2 separate regions of the Homo sapiens genome follow, and region 1 is linked to region 2. Evidence: chromatin loops called from intact Hi-C (ENCODE). Cell type or tissue: endothelial cell of umbilical vein. All regions are shown on one strand. Each heading gives the region's core, and the rest is flanking DNA. Links, peaks and the distances in the headings are about the cores only.

Region 1 (2,807 bases), core at 236-2,735, 58 kb after region 2:
ATTACAGGCATGAACCACCCTGCCTGGCCTCAACAGGCAACATTCTGATTAATAATTAGACCTCTGGGCCCGGCGTGGTGGCTCATGCTGTAATCCCAGCACTTTGGGAGGCCAAGGTGGGTGGATCACTTGAGGTCAGGAGTTTGAGACCAGCCTGGCCAACACGGTGAAATCCCGTCTCTGCTAAAAATACAAAAATTAGCCTCGCATGGTGGCATATGCCTGTAATCCCAGCTACTTGAGAGGCTGAGGCACGAGAATCGCTTTAGTCCGGGAGGCAGAGGTTACAATGAGCTGTGATATATAATGAAACAGTTTTACTAAGGAAGCAGTGACTTGGTTTCTCTAGAAATTGCCTAACACACACATTCCAGGATACATTCTCTGTCATCTGGAATCTCCCTTCCACAAACCCACGCTGTCTTAAGCACTATTTTCCTATTTGTTGTTGACCTAATCTAGAAAAAAGCTCCCGTCACTCGTTCTCCCCCACCCAGTCCCTCAGTCCCGAAACACGCTTATTCTCTGCACTTGTCACCCCACCCTTTGCTGCCCCCACCCCAGCGCGCAAACGCACACAGGTTTAAAGTTTAGGCTGTGATGCTCTCCTCGCCCGCAGATCACAGGACAGACATTCCCGGGGACAACTTTGCAAGGCCATGTGCTCGTCCTCCTTAGGAAGGAAGAGGGAGAAATCCCTGCGGCTCGGTTTTGTTCCAATGGTCTGCTCAGCGAGTGATTCCCGTTTCCCCAAAGGCTGCCCCTCATTAGCATGAACGGGGGTGGGGGTGTGGAGAAGGGGTTGGGGGAGAGAAAGCAAGCAAAAGACCAGGCTCACTTTTAGAGCCTGGGAACCCTGTCTGCAAAAATGACAGCTAGAGCTTTCTGGCTCCTCTGTTTGATCGTCGGATCATCCCCCGAAGCACCGGTGGCGGAGAGAAAAAGTAAGATTGGTGTAGTGCGGGGCCCTGGGAGCGGAGCGGGGATCTGTGGGGGGGAGCTGGGAAGGAGGCTCAGTGAAACGTGGGACGAGGAGGGGGGTCAGAGCTCGCAAGAGAGGACACCCCGGGTCTGCGTTCGTCTTATAAAGGAGCAAAGTGTGTCCCCAAGGTTTCGTGTCTCTTGGCAGCCTTTTCGGAAAGAAGCCAATTTAGCTACTGAAATGATCCCGAGCAAGCCGGGCAGGCTGGGGAAAACTTTGCATGTTAAGTAGTTGCTCCATCACGGAGGAGGGAAAGTGTCAAAAGGGGTCGTGGCGCGCCTTTCGGGAGCCGTGCCCGGGCCGGGCTCGCAGGACGCCGCGGGGTCCGCCCCCCTCGACTGGGTGAGCAGGGGCTGCGGGGGGCGCTGTGGAGGGCTGGGGGGAAGCGGGGCCGAAATCCGGCAGCCCCGGGCACTTTGCTCTCCCCGCAGCCCCAGCGCACAACCTTGGGACACCTGAGCCGGGGTTTAACTAACACGCACACACTCTTATACTTCATGCACGAAATGAAATTAAGTTACTCAGCCCGTGAAGAAATGAGGGGTTCTCTGGGGGATCGTGTTTTTGTTTTGCTTTTATTTGGATGTTCTGTCGGCTTCGCTATCTCTGGGAAAAACAGTTTCCGTACCTCACAGGGCAATTTACTCTGGGTTATTTTTCCACATGGAAATTGAATGACTTCAGTGGCATTTAACCCAAATATCAGACAATCTTTCCCATGACAACAGATGGTTATATCAATGGGGAAGCAGTTGTGAGGTCAACAGTTGACAGTCAGGAATTGGATATCCACCAGAACTTTATTCAGCTGTGCATGGCACAACCGTTTAACAACATAATGAGTCAGAATCAACCTCTTTGCAAAAACATGAACTCTAACCAGCTATTATTGCTGGGTGAAAGCTGATTTTAAAGCAGATTATCGATTTGGCAAGACTGATCAACTTTAAATGAAGTGTTGCCAGAGCTGCAAATGGGCAGATCCATCTCTTTAATGCAAGGGGAGAGAAAAATAAAGGCTAGTTCTTGCCTGTTTGGAGGGCACTGGGACCCAGGCAAGCAAGGAGGTGAAATTGTGTAACTGGTATGGAAAGGTGCCCAGCTCCCAAGCTGGCTGAGGTTTACTCACCAACCTGTCTGCAGAACTAGGGAAAATCATTAATAATTTTAAAAATTTGTTTTCATGCCATACCATTTAGGAGTCTTTCCTCCATCATCTAATGGGGAAAAAAATGTAAGCGACGTGTGCTTTTATACTTAACCAGGGGCCTCTCTGCCTCCCAGCCAAGCTTTTAAAACCTTCCTTAGCTGTGGTTTACCAGTAAGTGGTGTCCAAGAAGCCAGATAAAAATCCACTTACAAATGCTCGATTCTGCAGAGACCGGGATGACAGTGTAAACATGGATGGGAAAACCAAATAGTTCTGTTGTCAGGGGCGCTTAAAGAATTAGGAGAACCTGTAATATGAGACCTTTCCCCCTGGGGTTTGCTCTTGGTACTTTCTCAACAAACTGTAAATAGCAAAGAGGCGGATGTTTATATATGTTTTATATATATATATATATATACACACACACACACACACACACACGCACACGCACACATACACACATATACGTATATATTAAAGGAAGGGCAAAAAAGTTTGTTATCTAACCAGTGTTGTAAGACATGTTTAGTCTTAGAGTAAATAGGGGGTTGTAATTTTAAAAGCTATAATCTTAGAGGTCAAGACCCTCGTATCCTTCTTCCTTTGGGGCCTGGGAAGCGCGTGCCCCGCTTGGCCGCGACGCTGCGTCCGGGTTCTCCCTGCTTCACTTCCAGG
Region 2 (2,807 bases), core at 40-2,539:
CTGACCAACATGGTGAAACCCTGACTCTACTAAAAATACAAAATTAGCTGGGTGTGGTGGCACGTGCCTGTAATCCCAGCTACTTGGGAGGCTGAGGCAGGAGAATCACTTGAACCTGGGAGGTGGAGGTTGCAGTGAGCTGAGATGGCGCCATTGCACCCAGCCTGGGCAACAAAGGCAAAACTCCACCTCAATTAAAAAAAAAAAAAAAAAGCAAAATCTTAGACTTGTCCATTTTTGGGCCATTGCCTGAAATCCTGGACAAAGGCCTAACTGACCCAGTTAAAATGCCAGTATCTGAGCCCCACTGTTACGCTGAAGCAAACCAAGGAGGCAATGAATTACGTGTTGCCTAACTTGCTTCTCCCTTGCAGTTTCAATTGCGTTAGGCAGCCAGCTTCCCTTCCTCTCCACTGTTTGAATTGTTGCTGCCGGGCAAAAACTGCAGCTGGTCCACCTCAGAGCTGGCCTCATTTCAATAATAGCCGGGAGGACTGGCATGGGGCTTTCCAAGCTTAATTAGCTCATGTTTGTAGAGTTCCTTAGGAAGCTCAGGCCAGCATGCTATGGGAAGTCCAAGTTAGTAGGATTCTCGCCACACTTAGAAAACGAACATTCCCACATAAAAAGGCTGGTAGAGGCAGAAAAGAACGCCTCGGAGCGTGTGTGTGAACAGCGAAGGGTCCTTGTGAACCACATTTGAGACCATAAAGAGAGTAATGCATTCCAAGTTTCAGGCCCTCCTCCTACTCTCTACAGCAGGAAATTATTTAAAGTATTTCCTGAACAGCTGAAGTATGTTAGAAACCTGCTAGCATCCTCCACAGTATCTCCAGGAAATGGACACCAAAGAATTTCTTTGTAATGAGAAACTATCTGAGCTCTACTGGCCATTTCTACCTGAACAGGTTGGATACTCTCAGCCTGGGACCTGGAGAATACAATCTTCTTAGATCATTTTTATGTCAAACTTAGCATCCTACTGCAAGAACACACACTGGAAGAGAATTCCTCTTATGTATGCACATATATATGAAGAATTCTCTTATATATATAGTATACATACACATATATTAGTATATATCAAGAGAGACAGAGACAGAGACAGAAAGAACTTTGTTAGGTAATTTAGCAATGTCAGTAATAGCTTGCTAGTTAGTTATTCCCGCTCAATCTTCGGGTGGGGCAAGAATGAGGTCAGCCTCTTTTGTTTTAGGCAGAATTCTAGAACATGCAACACAAGGAAACTGCTTGGCCCCATCCCACCTCTAGAGATTTGTTCTCTCCAAGGCCTGCCTATAAATCTCCCAGGGTGGGGTTCCAGAAGAATGGTGCCCCAGCAAGCCAAGTTTGAACCTCCCAAGCAAATCGCATTGGAATGTTGGTGGGGTCACAGGATCAAGAGCCATCTGGGAGCCAGCTGTGACTGGGGCTGATTCCCATGATTTCCTATGAGAAGGGCAAGTATGATCACTACAGCAGAAATACCAAAGAAAAATGGCAATTGTTACCTCCAGAGCAAAGAACAAGGCCTAGAGCAGAGCCAGTTCCTGAAGAGAATGACAGATCTGATTATGCTGGTGAAGGCCAGGCAAGTTCTGTGCTTCCTAACTAGTTAGACTTTCCTTCTGCGGCAGCGAAGCTCGGATCCAGAGCTTGGGAAGTGTGGGACTTGCCTCTCTGAGACCTGGCTGTCAGCAGGAGGATGAGGAGCCAAACACATCCCATTGTTACCACCCACCTTCTGGGGCTTGCAGGGAAACTGTGAACTCCTTGCCAAACGAGATATAAGCCCTTGCCATCTTCCCTTTCCTGGGACAAAGGAACCACACAAGTTTTCAGTGTTTCATCATGCTTTTGGAACGAATGTCAACCAAAGGCCATCTTTTAAGGACAACAGCTAAAACGCCTGTCCAACTAGAGTTCTTTAGTCAATGGCAGTTACATTCGTTCATCTGAGGTCTTACACTACTTAGGATCAGGGAGTGACATTTAAAAAAAAGCGACAGGGTGCAGTGGCTCATGCCTGTAATCCCAGCACTTTGAGGCCACGGTGGGCACGTGTCCAGAACTGGTGGGTTCCTGGTCTCACTGACTTCAAGAACGAAGCTGCAAACCCTCGCTGTGAGTGTTACAGCTCTTAAAGAGGCGTGTCTGGAGTCTGTCCTGTCTGATGTTCAGATGTGTTGGGAGTTTCTTCCTTCTGGTGGGTTCATGGTCTACGCTGGCTCAGAAGTGAAGCTACAGACCTTCACGGTGAGTGTTAACAGTTCTTACGGCAGCGCATCTGGAGTTGTTCATTCCTCCCGACGGCCTTGTGGTCTCGCTGGGCTCAGGAGTGAAAGTTGCAGACCTTCTCGGCGAGTGTTACAGCTTTTAAAAACACCGTAGACACAAAAACTAAGCAGTAGTAAGATTTATGGCAAAAAGCAAAAGAACAAAGCTTCCATGGCGCGTAAGAGGACCTCAGCAGGTTGGCAATGCTGGCTCGGGCAGCCTGCTTTTATTCTCTTATCTGGCCCCACCCACATCCCGCTGATTGGTAGAGCCGAGTGGCCTGTTTTGTCAGGGCGCTGATTGGTGCGTTTACAATCCCTGAGCTAGATAGAAAGGTTCTCCACATCCCCATCAGATTAGTTAGATACAGAGATTCGACACACAGGTTCTCCAAGGCCCCACCGGAGCAGCTAGATACAGAGTGTCCATTGGTGCATTCACAAACCTTGAGCTAAACACAGGGTGCTGATTGGTGTATTTACAATCCCTGAGCTAGACATAAAGACTCTCCACGTCCCCACCAGACTCAG

The links. A loop is a pair of places that touch in the nucleus more often than their neighbours do. Peaks named below come from ENCODE experiments on the same cell type or tissue, not always from the same donor. Only the 100,000 strongest peaks of a DNase experiment are listed, where the experiment ranks them.
Region 1: a loop joins it to region 2, with 10 times the contacts of the local background. A loop is called at or near these places in 2 of 110 quality-filtered maps.

What each region holds. Positions count from the first base shown.
Region 1 is chr17:67,994,260-67,997,066 of GRCh38, reverse strand. C17orf58 (chromosome 17 open reading frame 58) reads left to right here and starts at 598. Exons shown (of 4, transcript NM_001382359.1): 1 at 598-944. The coding sequence starts at 869. RefSeq lists a silencer at 1,279-1,368. In endothelial cell of umbilical vein, for the core only: no CTCF peak of the experiment used is centred there; DNase peaks (open chromatin) are centred at 356 and 1,666; H3K4me3 peaks cover 2,083 bases; H3K27ac peaks cover 1,443 bases.
Region 2 is chr17:68,052,334-68,055,140 of GRCh38, reverse strand. No RefSeq gene overlaps it. Among named protein-coding and RNA genes, the nearest start is that of KPNA2, 18 kb to the right of the region's middle. In endothelial cell of umbilical vein, for the core only: no CTCF peak of the experiment used is centred there; DNase peaks (open chromatin) are centred at 510, 990 and 1,410; H3K27ac peaks cover 2,407 bases.